2 separate regions of the Homo sapiens genome follow, and region 2 is linked to region 1. The links are chromatin contacts, found by Hi-C in ENCODE. All regions are on one chromosome and are shown on one strand. The core of a region is the stretch at or near the end of the contact, and the rest is flanking DNA. Distances in the headings are between cores, read along the strand shown. Region 1 overlaps PDLIM4 (PDZ and LIM domain 4). Region 2 holds the start of IL3 (interleukin 3).

Evidence for each region. A loop is a pair of places that touch in the nucleus more often than their neighbours do. Pooled maps may share reads with other maps.
Region 2: a loop to region 1 is called in a map with no recorded cell type, with 2.4 times the contacts of the local background. The contact joins the promoter of IL3 here to the enhancer-like site in region 1. A Hi-C loop is called at or near these places in 5 of 168 maps with a recorded cell type or tissue (CD4-positive, alpha-beta memory T cell, HCT116, MCF 10A and 2 more), 7 of 37 single-sample maps with no recorded cell type and 15 of 50 pooled maps.

What each region holds. Positions count from the first base shown.
Region 1 is chr5:132,263,591-132,270,662 of GRCh38, forward strand. PDLIM4 (PDZ and LIM domain 4) reads left to right here. Exons shown (of 7, transcript NM_003687.4): 3 at 2,874-2,955. Among named protein-coding and RNA genes, the nearest start is that of PDLIM4, 9.4 kb to the left of the region's middle. RefSeq lists enhancers at 1,547-2,821, 2,328-2,828, 4,682-5,225, 5,237-5,316, 5,407-5,516 and 1 more. Within about 2 kb of position 2,266, at least 21 of the 41 ENCODE cell types and tissues checked have a DNase peak (open chromatin) inside an H3K27ac peak, as active enhancers do; they include endothelial cell of umbilical vein, where a contact is called at or near this core.
Region 2 is chr5:132,057,038-132,064,109 of GRCh38, forward strand. It overlaps IL3 (interleukin 3), which reads left to right and starts at 3,618. Exons shown (of 5, transcript NM_000588.4): 1 at 3,618-3,831; 2 at 3,930-3,971; 3 at 5,275-5,364; 4 at 5,489-5,530; 5 at 5,632-6,167. The coding sequence starts at 3,670. The coding sequence ends at 5,754. It overlaps LOC105379174 (a long non-coding RNA gene), which reads right to left and starts at 5,675. Exons shown (of 5, transcript XR_001742531.2): 1 at 5,603-5,675; 2 at 4,434-4,571. RefSeq lists an insulator at 6,943-7,072.

The DNA of each region.
Region 1 (7,072 bases), core at 1,016-3,515:
GTGGGATCTCCCCACTCCCCTGCCCACCTTGATCCACAGAAGTCGGGCATAACTTATCAGCTCTGCCGTGTTCACTGCTGAGGGGATTTCCATGACCCCCTGTGGAAGTACGTGGGCAAAGCCTCCCCAAACCACAACACAGCTAACCATGCCTCTGAGCTGGCAGGGTGGGAGGTAAGCCACTGGCTTGGAGCCTTTAAACATGGTGGAGAGGCCTGTGAGGTCAGCCCTGTTTGTGCTTGGCCCTGGCACACGGTGAGGATGCTCCATCTTTGGAGTTCAGCAAAGCTGGTCCTCATCCAGCCTCTGGAGCCTTAGGTGCCCAGATGACCTCTATGAGCCCGGGGTTTCCTTTCCCATTAACGGATCACATTCATCACCCTCCTCCAGACTGAGATACAGGCTGGATGGGGGAAATGTCAGCATTGCTCTGCCCATGAGTGACCTCTGAAGCTTCCCCACTTGGCTGGGATCCTGGCCCCTGACTCACCTCCAGCCTTGACTCTGTGTGGCTGAACAAGGGCAGCCCTAGTGGTAGTGGAGTAGTGGGGAGGAGTGCCTCAGAGGGGGCCTGAGTCAGGAGCTTCTCAGAGTGTATGATGTCAGCGGAGGGTGGTGGGGTGGAGGTCCCCCTCCTTCTTTCCTTCCTTCCTTCCTTCCTTCCCCAGTCCTTTGTTCCAAACCAGGCATGGATGGAGCCAGAGGTCCACTGACCTGTTCCACTCTGAGCATTTCAGCCCCAAAATGTCACTGGCCATGGAGCAGATGAGAGCACATTCTCTACTATTACAGAGCTGGGTTGAGAATTATGCTCATAATTTTACCCATAAAAGAGAGAGAGGGAGAGATAACTATGCTGTGCTCCAGAAAGTGATTTAATCTCTTGAGCCCATAACTTCCTCAACCAAAAATATGGACCATCTTGCGCTCTGGACATTGAGTGATGATGTACCAGGCCTGCTCAGTCAGAGTGAAAACCTGAGTCCTGCCCTGCAGCCCCCTCACACATGCAGACTCTGGGGGATCAAGACATGAGGGCCACCTTGACTTTCTGAGCCAACATTTCTTCTCCTGGACACTTGCCCACCTGCAAGCTTTCTGACTCTGCTCCCTATCTTGCCTGCTATGCCAGGACCTATGCCTGGCCCCCAACGACACTCCTCCCCGCCCCCACCACACACACCCACACAGCAAGGGCTCTGCAGTAAATCAGCCTGTTGAGCTGGCTGGAGTGAGCTACCCTGTGCTCTCACTCCCAGGGTTCTACCCCAGACCAGCTTCCCTATCTGCCCTCTTGTGTACAGAGAGCTCTAATCCCCCCACCAACTCCCCCACAGAATGAAAAGTGTATCAAAGGCCCAGCTTCCCCACTGGGCTTCTTTTGCTTTGAGCCCAAAGCCAGGCATCCAACAATCCAAGCAAAATCACACTTCCTGGGCATGTTCTATAGGTCCAGGACCTTTCTGACATCAACTCCAACACTGAGGCCACTGATAGAGTCCCTGTTGTCCATCACATGTGGCCCAAGGTACCTTTGCACAGCCTACCCTTTGCCTGTCATTTTGTTTAAAGAGCCCAGCCTGGGATGGGGGTTGACACATGATTAAGCCCTTCATTCTGATCTGATGCATTGGGCCACATTAATGGCTCTGGGTACTTTGTGCCCTTCGACCTTAGACGTCAGGCTTGTACTGCTCTTCTGGGCAGAACTTCAGGGAAGTTGAAGGCCAAATAGCCACACAAGATGTCCCAGCTTTATCCCAGAGGAGTTCTGAGTAGATAGAGGCCACAGTTAGAGCTGTGAGTTAGGGTACCCACTTGGGAGCCTGGTTGAGGGGGCTAGAGACAGGGACTATGGGGCTGGTGTTGCCCTGGGGCAGCAGAGCTCTAATACCAAAGGCCTGGAGTAGAGAGGTAGCCTCCAAGGGACTAAGGAATGGGCAGAGGCGAGGAAGTGCAGAGTGAGTATGGACCATAGGCATAGATAGATTATTAAAACCCTCAACTGAAGGGGGCAGAAGAGGCAGGGGCAAGCTGCTAGGTCAGTAATGAGACCTTGAGAAGCCTCAGGAGGCTTCGTGGGGTGAGTTGGAGGGCATTATTCCCCTTTGGTCTAACCAGCCTCACCTCATACCCACCTGCCAGTCCAGGGTCCATGCCCCTTCCTGGCCTGCCTTCTCACAGGGCTACTGAGTGACAGGGCTGGGCCTTAGGCACGTAGCCTCTCGGCCTGCCTGCCCTGCTTATGGCAGGTTTATGATGTTTTTCTCCCTCCTGAGTGGTGTTTGGCTTTTGGTTTCTATGGCGAAGCAGGAATTTCCTAATGGCCTGTTTCCCATCTGGGCTGGGCAGACTCAGTGATGACTCTGCCGGCAGCAGCAGCAGGAGGAAAGACACACCCCTCAGAGCCTCCATTCCACCTACCCCAGAGCCGACGGACGCCTGACCCCACACCCCACCAGAGGCTGTAGATGCCCAGAGGATGCGTGGATAGGCTTCTAGCTGGTCAATGTGTGAGGCCTGGCTTGCAGTGCTATAAGCTGGGCCTCTTTGAGCTGAGCTTCTGTAGGCCACGAAGAGGGTGGAAGATTAGGGAAGACACAGGGCTTCTCCTGCAGCCTCTCCAGGAACCAGACTAGAGAGGGATTGGGCAGCCGATGGGGACAGAAGCATATAGCCCTACCCCAGGAGGATGGCAGCTAGAGTTGTGGCTCATTGCCACAACAGTCACCATTGTGGTACAGGGGAAAGCACTGGAGTGGTGTTCTTCTACCTGCAGGGCACAGCCCAGAGCCCAGCCCCTCTTGATCCTGGCTCCCAGGCATGGTGGGCGTGGTAGGAGACATATCTGACCATCACAATTTCTGCCACAGGCCTGAGGGTAGGAGCTGGCCCAGTGCCCCTGATGACAGCAAGGCTCAGGCACACAGGATCCACATCGATCCTGAGATCCAGGTATGTACAGACACTGCCTGGCCTGGCCTGGCTCAGAGTGAGCCCAGGGCAGAGGGGCCAGCATGCAGGTTCACCTGCACTGAATGTCCTCACTGGGGCTCTCAGATACCCAAGACAGAGACTGAAGCAGAAGTTTTCTCTGGACCACATCCATACCCCATCCCATGTTCCTCAGATGATGAGCACCTGGTGTGGGCTCTGTCTCTACTCCGGGCAATCCTGGATTCTGGACCAAGGTGCCTATGATGTCCAGGATCTGGGCTAGGCCTTGGTTTGCGGCTATCACACAGCCAGCTGGAGTTCACTCTGGTGCTCAGTGATGCCAGACCAGAAAGAAGTCACTGTGCTTGCAGCGGGGGAGATTGGTGGCAGTCTCAGGCTGTGGAGTGACCTCAGGCTATGGGACACTCCTCTGAGTGCCCTATCCAAGCCTGAAGTTCTCTCCTGGCCATCCTGTGGTGCTTCTAGCAGAACTTAGGCTGCAGGCCTGTCTGCCCAGTCACCTTTCTGTGTGTGATAGAAGTCATATCTCTGGTCCTGTCCTCAAGAAGAGTGAGGGGGTCAGGCTATTCTAGGGCCTTGTTTTGCCATGGCATAAGGAGTAGCCAAGTGGGGATGACTGAGGTATCCAGAGCCATCTCTGGGCCACAGAGTTTGGGCAAGGAGACTGGGATGGTCTGTGATGGAGCCAGAACCATGGGACCCAGCATGTGGGACCATTGCCTCCTGGGCCTGCCTTTGTCCACCCTCTCAACATGAAAGAAAAGGGGCCAAGGCAGGGAGAGGCTTCACTGAACCAGAGGGAAGGATGTGCCCCAGCTTCTCCCTCACTATCTACCCCAATCCCATCTTGCTCTATTCCCTACCCTGCCTGGCTGGCATCCCTGGAGCCAGATGCTTACCACCTTCCAGGCAGTGCCCATTCTGGCAGGGGAAAGGCACTTAGAAGTTCTGGGCTAGGGGAAGCCAGGGGCCAAAGGAGCCCAGAGTAGTCACATGACTCAGACAAGGAGTCAAGGAGTGCTTCCTGGAGGAAGGGGTATTGAAGCCAAGACCTGAAGGGCTAGGAATGGTAAGGCAGGCAAAGGGGTATAGGGAGAGGAAGTGTGGCCCAGAGGTGAGGTCTTGCACCACAAGTTCAGAGAAAAGAAAGGTCCAGGGGAAGGGAGGACAAGATGGAAGGAGTGAGAGGACAGAGGTGAGAGATGAGGTGGTGGAGCAGGGCCACAGAAAGGCTCTTGGGCTTCTCTATCCTGGACCTCAGCTGTTCTTACAGGGATTCATGGCCACATCTGTGTCTCAGAAACTTGCTCTGATGGCCCCATGGACCCCAGACCTTAGGGGTAGGGGTACATGTTGCCATAGACAAATGAGCCAGGTTTGCCACAGGCCAGGCAGAGGGGAGCAGCAGGGTGTGGGCCTCAAGCTCATGCATGAGGCCCAGCCTCCCTCAGAGGTAGCAGTGCCAGGATGACGTGGTGGGGAGGGGGTTCAGTCTTCCAGGAGAGGCTCAGGGCCGGTGGGCCTGGGAGGCTGGCGACTGTAGAGCAGCTCCCCCTGCCCCCACACTTGTTCTCATTGACTCCCTTGAAGACCAGGCTGCCAGTGGCTCAGACTGGAGAAGGAGGGAGTTTCCACAAGCACCAGGGCAGCCCCTCAGCTGCTGCCCCACTTTTGTACTTAAAAGGTCATGGGCTCCATGGGTGGTGACAAAAACACCCCCACCCCACCCCTGCAGGGCTGAGTCCTTGCTAACACAGACACAGGGCCCATTGTCCCCATGCTGCTCCCACCCTCTGCCTGAGTGGGGGTGTTGGGGAGGGGGTGGAGCTAGCTGGAGCCATCGAGGAGGAGGAAACCACAGTTGGCCCTAGGACCAGCACAAGGTGCCCTGGCACACATCCCCGAGTGGGATGGGACAGGGCCAGCTGGAACTTCAGGCCCACCTTCCCTGTGGGGCGATAGGAGAACCTCCTTCTCTCAGGCCTCTTGTGGGAACACAGGAGGCACTTGGCCTAGCCCAGGGTGGAGGAAGGATAGTAACTTATTACTATCCTTCTGGGTTAGTAGGGTTTTCTGGAAGGAGTGGCAATTATGCTCAGAACCAGGTGATGGGGAGAAGCAAGTCAGGTGGAGCAGGCAGTCCTTGCACACTCAGCCTGTCCTCCCCAGACCAGCAGAGAGCTAGAACTGAGCCTCTAGGAGATGGCACCTGCTCATCTGGACTCAGCGCCTGCCTCCATCCAAGTTGAGTGTCCCAAAGCAGGTAGTTACCCCCATCCTGCTGAAAAATCCACTGAGGCTTCAACAACCAAGTGGGCAGCAGGCTGGTTCTCAGAGCAGAGGAGCATATGGTACGAGGTGTACCACCCACAGAGGGGGAAAATACAGGACTGGGGGCCCAGGAATTCCCCTGACAGCCATTCATCCAACAAGTATGTGCTTTATGCCAGGCACTATGCAATTGTCTTATTTCATCTCCACAAGGAACCTGATGTGGAAAGCATCACATTCCCCAGCTCATAGATAAAGAAACAGGTTCAGAGAGGTGAAGAGACTTGCCCAGTTAGGGGATAACCCTGGGACTCAAACTAAAACTGAGGTAGCCATGTGTGTCCTAGCCACAGAGTTCAGGCCTAGAGAGGCAGCTGCATGGGTGACCGTGGGAGGGGCAGTGGCTCTGATGGCCCTGCAGTGGACCCCTGCACCCTGCTGGGTAGGGGTGAGTGAGGGCCTCCTTCCTCCCAGTCCCAGTCCCTCCAACTCCTCCCTCCCACCAAAGCCTCTGCCCGGAGGCTGAGCCCCACCCCCACTGGCCACAGCCCATCTGGTCCCCATTAGAGGTCAGCCCTGCCTGCATGCTTGCCCGACAGACACACGTGTGAGAGCGCTCACGTTTCTCAGGGGCTTTTGTTGGGCCTGATGTGGATAGGGGTTTTCCTGTTGCTGCTGCATTGATGGGGGCCACCTGGGCAGCAAGACCCTCCTGTTTGTCTGTTGGGGTGGGGGAAATGGAGGGGGGCCCACCCAACTGCTGGTCTGCCTGTTCCCCAGGTTCCCACCCTACAAAAAGCAGGGGGTACTCAGGGCAGAACCCCACAGGCTCAACTATGCCTCAGAGCTTCCTAAGTCCAAACCAGGGTTCTTCCCACTACGATAGGCATCCTTTCCTGTCCACACTGGGCTCTCTGACCACACTGTAGAGCAGAGGAGGTTTACACGTCACTCCCAGGCTGAGGCTAAGACCTACCCCATGGCCTGGCCTCAGACATCATCCTAAAATCAGGCTGCTCTGGCTACTAGCCCAGTCTCAGCTATGGAGGCCACTATGGCCATTCCCAGGGTGACCAGTGCTGGCTCCAAGTCTCTGTAACCATGCGCATGTAGTTAGTTGTATGTAGGGAGATTGGTAGGTGCATATGTGTTGTCCTTATGTGTGTGTGTGTGTCTTTAAAGCATAATTGTGAGAGTGTGCATGCCCCTGTTTACATTGCTGTGGGGTGCTTGTGTGCACTTGCAAGCTGGGAACTGCACAGCTCTGGACTCTGCAGGGACAAAGATCCCCAGTCCCCACTCAGACCCCCACACACAGAGATACTGCCCTCTCCTCATGGCTGAGGGGGCAGGTTCAGGACACTCCCACCCAAAATGTTTCAGCCATGGGCACCAGGCTGGCTGTGGGGTAGTGGGGCAGAGAGCCTTGAGCCCTAGCCTGGTCTCTGCCCCTCATCTGCTGTGCCTGCAGAAGGCTACTCATTGTGGCCTGGAAAGCAGGAAATGGGGGACAGGTGTAGGCCCAGAAGGGGCTGACCTCACAATGGCACTCTTGAGCCTCAGCCTGCCCAAAGGGCCTTGGACACATGACAGTCAAGGACCCTTTCTGACTGTAGGACAGGAGTTACGTTTTTTGAGTTCCCAGCCATGGGCCTACCCAGTACCCACCACAGTTCAGGAAGGTGAGAAGGCTTGGCACCAGGGCCACCTCTGCCAGGAGGCCACATACTCTGCTGTAGCCACACAGACCTTAGGCTTCTTGGGATAGGCCTGCCCCAGTACTGTCCCTTCCTGAGTGGTGGTGGGCAGAACCACTGCAGGGCTCACAAGCCCAGGCTGAGTC
Region 2 (7,072 bases), core at 2,368-4,867, 210 kb before region 1:
CCATATTCTTGCCTGCCAAGGCCCTGGGTCCTCCCAACCTCCTCGCCCTCTGACCCCAGGCTGCCAGCCCCTCAAGGTCACCTCCAGGTAGTCACAGCTCAAGCCACCAAACCTCACCACCCTTATTGCTTCTAGCCCCACCTCAGGGGCTGACTTGACCTCTATTTCACAGAGAACACAGAAGCCATTGTCCCCTCCCACCACAAACCTGTGGACCAACCAGGCCCACCCCACTGCACCTACCCCACCCAGATGGACTGGGCCACCCAGGCAGCCCTTCCCTGAGCTCTCTGCGAGGAGCCCGTGACAGCTGATGGTGGGGCTCTGCCTGTGCTGGCCGGCCAGCCATCTCACCCATTCCCGGCTCACCTCCTTAAGAGAGGAAGGAGCTCAAACTTCTGTGTGGAAGGTGCGTCTCTGACCCTGTGACTCCTCTGGCTGCCCCATCCCCCTCTTTCCTTCAAAATAAAACTTCAAAGAATCTTCTACCCTCCGTCTCACCGTCACTCGCTTCTCAGCCCACTGCCAGAGGCTTTGCCCCACCATACACTGAAACTACTCCGCCAGAGGCCTCAGGGATCTCCCCGTCAGTAATCAGAGTGGTTACATCTCATCCTCACCCTGCTGTCCCCTCCTGCCACATGGCATCATCCTTTAAGGCCGTCATTGTCCGATGCTGCCCAGGGGGTGCTCAGCCTCTGGGTTGGACTGTTCTGCTTATCTCAGTCCCAGTGATGTCACTTCCTAGCTACATCAGCTCAGCTTCTCTGAGACTCAGTTTCTTCATCTGGAAAATGGGGCTAATAACAGCACCTGCCTCACAGTTCATCATGAGGATTAACAAGTTCAGCCATGAAAAGAACTTAGTTCTCCACACTTCACAAGTGCCACTCAATAGAAGTCAGCTGTGAGAGCGCTTCCCTTCACCCAGTCCTCTCCACCCCGTAAGAACCTACCTAGTCCAGCTTCCCACCACCTGTCTTCCAGAGGACTCCCAATATCTCCTCACTGGCCACCCTGCTGCCTTGAACTTTCTCATCCTTTCCCCCACAGCAGGTGCACCTGAGCTTCACCTCGCCTCCCCTGGTTGAAAACCCCGCAAGTCCTCCAATGCTCCTAGCATGAAGCCTCAACCTCTTTTGCCTTTAATAAACTATGTGTATATATATAATTTTTTTGGAGAGATGGTCTCACTCCAACGCCCAGGCTGGAGTGCAGTGGCACAATCACAACTCACTGCAGCCTTGACCTCCCAGGCTCAGGTGGTCCTCCCACATCAGCCTCCTAAGTAGCTGGGACCACAGGTGTGCACCACCACGCCTGGCTAATTTTTTGTATTTTTTGTAGAGATGAGGTTTCGCCAAATTGCTCAGGCTGGTATATATTCATTTTTAAAATGAGAAAAACACTACAAATGTCAAGATTTACAATACTACTATTCAGGATTTTGTGTGCATGTGTGGTTACAACACAAAGTCTTGACTTTTAAAGAAACAAAAAAAAATACAGGAATGTTTTGTCTCCACAGCTTTAAATTCATTGAACTTTAAAATTCCCTAGAAAAGCCCACTTACACTAAAAAAAATACAGCTTTTCTCTGTAAGGAATCACATTATTTGTGCACAAGTCCCCAAAACGTTTACATAGACAGTAACACCAAGGTACAGTTGAGTATGCAAGGAACAAACTCTGGGTCCGTGGGGCAATAGGGGACCCTACCGGAGCTAAGATTGCTGAGGTAGTTAGATCAGAGCCCCTCAAATGCACTGAATCACTGAGGATCTTATCAAAATGCGATTTTTGATTCAGAAAGTCTGGGCTGGGGCCTGAGGGTTGACACCGCTAACAAGCTCCCGGGCAGGGCTGACCTGCAGGTCTGGGACCACAGGAAGGGTAGCAAGACTGGAAATCTGTCTCCTCACAAGACTGAGCTGCTAGTGGAGGTTACCATGTCTGTTTTATTCACAGCAAGTGCTTTGTAGACGTCTGTTGAATGAATTGTGCCTACGGAGTACGCAAGCTGGTGCTAAGGCTCCCCTCTGTGTGTTGAGTTGTGCCTGTCAGACTCCACTCCGGGTCCAGAACCTAGGGCTCTTCCTGGTCCAGGGCCCAGCCTGGGGCTGAGCCAGGAGGGCATATCAGCTACAGAAATCATCCTCACAGCATGGCCTTGAGTCACAGCCTCTTCACCTGCCTCCCCACAGCCACATCCTGGTCCTTGTCTTCACCTGATCTGCTTATGCTCAGAAGCCCAAAGCACCCAAATTCCGCTGCCTCAGCATAACCTCCTATCCCGCATCCCCCACACTGATCACAACACACCGCACCATGACCCAGACCCTGGCCTTTCCTTACTGCTCTCCTCTCCCTCCCACCCGGGGCCAGTCATCTTGAAGAAGTCTTCCACATGCCCCTGTCACACTCATCCCTTTACCAAAAGCCCCTACCCCATGGGGTGGGTCAGGCAGGCCCCAAGACAGGCCCGTATCAGGAGGACCCCTCTTCTCTCAGGGGCTGCCCTCTGGGATAACCACCCCCGCCCTTCTGGGTTTCCTGCTTCCTATCTGGCTGCAGTTTCTCAGGTCCCTTGTGGATTTCCCCATGGTCTGTCCCCACTCACATCCCCTCTCTGCAAACCTTGCCTACTGGGCCTGCACCTGGCAAATCCATGCTCAGCACAGACGGGGATCAAGACCTCTCAATACAACTGTCTCCTGCCAATCCCTGCCCCAGCAGCCTGAGGCCCAGTCTGAAACCAGGGAGTTGCTCTCCTTTCTCCTCCCTTGACCTCACCCCTCAGACCATGCCAATTCTGCCTCCTAAACCTCCCAGGCCAGCCCCTCCCCCAGCTCCCAGTGACAGTGTCCTCAGGTACCTGAGCTCAGCTCTCGGTGCTACCAGAGGGACTGCCAGGGGCTGCAGCCGGGCCTCCTGCAGAGGCTGAGTCCCACACGCAGGGAACAGCCATGCCACTGCTAGCAGACCAGTAAGAGAATGGCCACCTGGGGCCTGAGCGCCCTCGGCCATCCACCAGAAACAAAGTGTCAAGGAGAAGCTGCCCGAAGCCCATGGGACAAACCACTGGGGACTGGAACACCAGTAATTCTGTATTGGGAAGCGGCACCAAGAGATGTGCTTCTCAGAGCCTGAGGCTGAACGTGGATGTTTAGCAGCGTGACCGGCTACCAGACAAACTCTCATCTGTTCCAGTGGCCTCCTGGCCACCCACCAGGACCAAGCAGGGCGGGCAGCAGAGGGCCAGGGTAGTCCAGGTGATGGCAGATGAGATCCCACTGGGCAGGAGGCCTCAGTGAGCTGAGTCAGGCTTCCCCTTCCTGCCACAGGGGTCCTCTCACCTGCTGCCATGCTTCCCATCTCTCATCCTCCTTGACAAGATGAAGTGATACCGTTTAAGTAATCTTTTTTCTTGTTTCACTGATCTTGAGTACTAGAAAGTCATGGATGAATAATTACGTCTGTGGTTTTCTATGGAGGTTCCATGTCAGATAAAGATCCTTCCGACGCCTGCCCCACACCACCACCTCCCCCCGCCTTGCCCGGGGTTGTGGGCACCTTGCTGCTGCACATATAAGGCGGGAGGCTGTTGCCAACTCTTCAGAGCCCCACGAAGGACCAGAACAAGACAGAGTGCCTCCTGCCGATCCAAACATGAGCCGCCTGCCCGTCCTGCTCCTGCTCCAACTCCTGGTCCGCCCCGGACTCCAAGCTCCCATGACCCAGACAACGCCCTTGAAGACAAGCTGGGTTAACTGCTCTAACATGATCGATGAAATTATAACACACTTAAAGCAGCCACCTTTGCCTTTGCTGGTGAGTAGCTTGGATAAGACTGGCCTGCAGCAGTGAGGGGTGGTGGCTGCCTAAGGCCAAAAGGCCTCATGGGCCTTTCTCTCCCTTCACCCCCACAGGACTTCAACAACCTCAATGGGGAAGACCAAGACATTCTGATGGTAAGAGCTCAGCCCGTGGATCCCGATCCACTTCCTGCCTGGGTGACTTCAGCCATGTCATTCCATCTTACCTAGCCTTGCTTTCTTCATCTGTAAAATAGGGTTAATAGCACCTATCTCAGTGGGATTGTTATGACAATCAAATGGCACAATGTGCATGTTCTGGCCCAGCATCTGGCACTTAAGAGTTCAATACATGGCCACAGCCATGGCTATAATAATGAAAATGACTTTTAAATTAGAAAATGAAAAGGCAGTTCTAGGTGAGGAATACCAAGGGCCTTAAGGTCAGTGTTTGGTAGGGCAGACTCTGGACTGACAGACAGAAATTTCCCCCTCAGATGTGCCAGCTTCTTTTTCCCTTAAAAAATTGAGTTTGTGTTTTCCACCCTCATTGGCTGTGGCATTATCATTTACAGTTATTTTTCATGGTTCCAGTTGGTTGCAGTTGTTCTGTCTCACCTTTGCATGACATTTCTTGGGTCAAACAAGAAGTGGAAGCCTTTGCTGAGTTCCTGGGCCATCTGTGTTTGGGGCACTCACAGCTCACATGCTGCACCCATTTCCATGCTGGGGTCTCTGTGATTTTCTTCTTGATTTCTAGGAGACTTTAATTCAGTCAGGGCATGAACACTGTTATCAGCCTCTGAGCTACAAATACTTCCCTTGGAAAACCCCCTGTCTTTTGTAGAGCTTCTTTTTGGAGATATTTTTTCCCCCAAGTGCAGAAAGATCCACCTAGGTACCCCCTCCCCACCCATTTTTTTTTTTTTTTTTGAGACAAGAGTCTCACTCTGTTGCCCAGGCTGGAGTGCAGTGGCACGATCTCAGCTCACTGCTACCTCTGCCTCCTGAGTTCAAGCAATTCTCCTGTCTCAGCCTCCCAAGTAGCTAGGATTACAGGCATGCACCACCACTCCCATTTTTGTATTTTTAGTAGAGACGGGGTTTCACCATATTGGTCAGGCTGGTCTTGAACTCGACCTCAGGTTATCTGCCTGCCTCGGCCTCCCAAAGTGCTGGGATTACAGGCTTGAGCCACTGCGCCCAGCCCACCTAGGCCCTTTATGTAGCTCAAATGGAGCCAGAGACTGGGGGCTTGAGGAAACCAGGTCCTGCCTGCCACTCACTTCTAGGCCTGTGCCCTTGGGCAGGGACCCACCTGAGGCAAGAACGGGACTAGGAGGGAACCCGAGGATGTCCCCAACAGTGGGCTTGGGAAACTGTGGGGGTGACTTCCACCTGCTTGTGGGAGGGATACTCTGTAACCTTTCCCCCTTAAGTGTATTCTCTGCCCCGTTAGGAAAATAACCTTCGAAGGCCAAACCTGGAGGCATTCAACAGGGCTGTCAAGAGTTTACAGAACGCATCAGCAATTGAGAGCATTCTTAAAGTATGTGAAGCTGTTGAGGGTTTGGGATCCCTGTGTTGGCCCTGCCCTGCCTCTGGGGAGGAGAGCAGGGCCCACTCCCTTTCCAAGGGAATCTCTGACCATCTGCTTTGGTCTCTTTCCACAGAATCTCCTGCCATGTCTGCCCCTGGCCACGGCCGCACCCACGGTAAGCTGTCCCCCAAGATGCCCGTCATGGCTTGCTCCTCAGCTGGTCATCACCATTACAGCCTGGACTCACCTAATGCCACCTTCTTGGTTTCTTTATAGCGACATCCAATCCATATCAAGGACGGTGACTGGAATGAATTCCGGAGGAAACTGACGTTCTATCTGAAAACCCTTGAGAATGCGCAGGCTCAACAGACGACTTTGAGCCTCGCGATCTTTTGAGTCCAACGTCCAGCTCGTTCTCTGGGCCTTCTCACCACAGAGCCTCGGGACATCAAAAACAGCAGAACTTCTGAAACCTCTGGGTCATCTCTCACACATTCCAGGACCAGAAGCATTTCACCTTTTCCTGCGGCATCAGATGAATTGTTAATTATCTAATTTCTGAAATGTGCAGCTCCCATTTGGCCTTGTGCGGTTGTGTTCTCATTTTTATCCCATTGAGACTATTTATTTATGTATGTATGTATTTATTTATTTATTGCCTGGAGTGTGAACTGTATTTATTTTAGCAGAGGAGCCATGTCCTGCTGCTTCTGCAAAAAACTCAGAGTGGGGTGGGGAGCATGTTCATTTGTACCTCGAGTTTTAAACTGGTTCCTAGGGATGTGTGAGAATAAACTAGACTCTGAACAACTGCTTTGTTACCAGTGTCTCAATTTGACTTGGGACTTAGTGACCATTTTAAGGGAGACTGGTGTGCCACAAATCCTGGGTGGCTTGATCCTGCCACGTGGATGCTGTCTGGGTGAGCTTGTTCTCACACTGCCCTCCTGCCACCCCCATTTCCAGAAAGGTGATGATAACCCTAGCAATCTTGAAAATCCACAGAACTGCTACCAGGTACCAGGAGCCGTTCTGAGCATTTTACCTATGCTATCTAACTTATTCCTCACCCCAACCAAGAGTATGTTTTCTCCGTTTCATGGGAAACTGAAGTTCGGCCTGGTTGAGCAACTGCCTAAGCTGATAGTGGCCCAGCTGGGGCTTGAATTCAGGTCCCTGTGGTCTGGAGCATGCTAATCCTGTGGCATGTCTCCCCCTAGTGGTCCTTCCAGAAACTGCAGCCGCCGCCCCTGCTCCTCCCAGGGCCAACATCAGGGATCAACATCCCCTGACCCCCTCAAGGCAGCAGGTTCTGCTGACACAAGCCACCCAATTCTTCATTCCATTCCTTTAAAACCCTCCAAGCCTGGAGTCTCCACCCCTGCCTAAGCCCCCAGCCTCTCCTGCCTGATGATTTAGCAGCCACCCTGTAGGCCTCCCGGCCAGCCCTGGAACCCACACCCTGACGATCTGTGCTCTACTGGGGAGCCAGATGGAGTTTTAGAAAATGCAAATCTGACCATGTGGATCTATACTGAATCCCCCAGTCCTCGGGGTCTTCTGGACCTTGTCCATATCCTTAGGACAACGTATAAGGCTCACCTCCATCTGTTGCTTCTGTTTCCCCCATGGCTACCACCCTAATCAATGCTCCAGCCAACAGGAGTGCTGGGACTTCCTAGACAGCCTTCCATGAAGCCTCTCTTCATGCCCT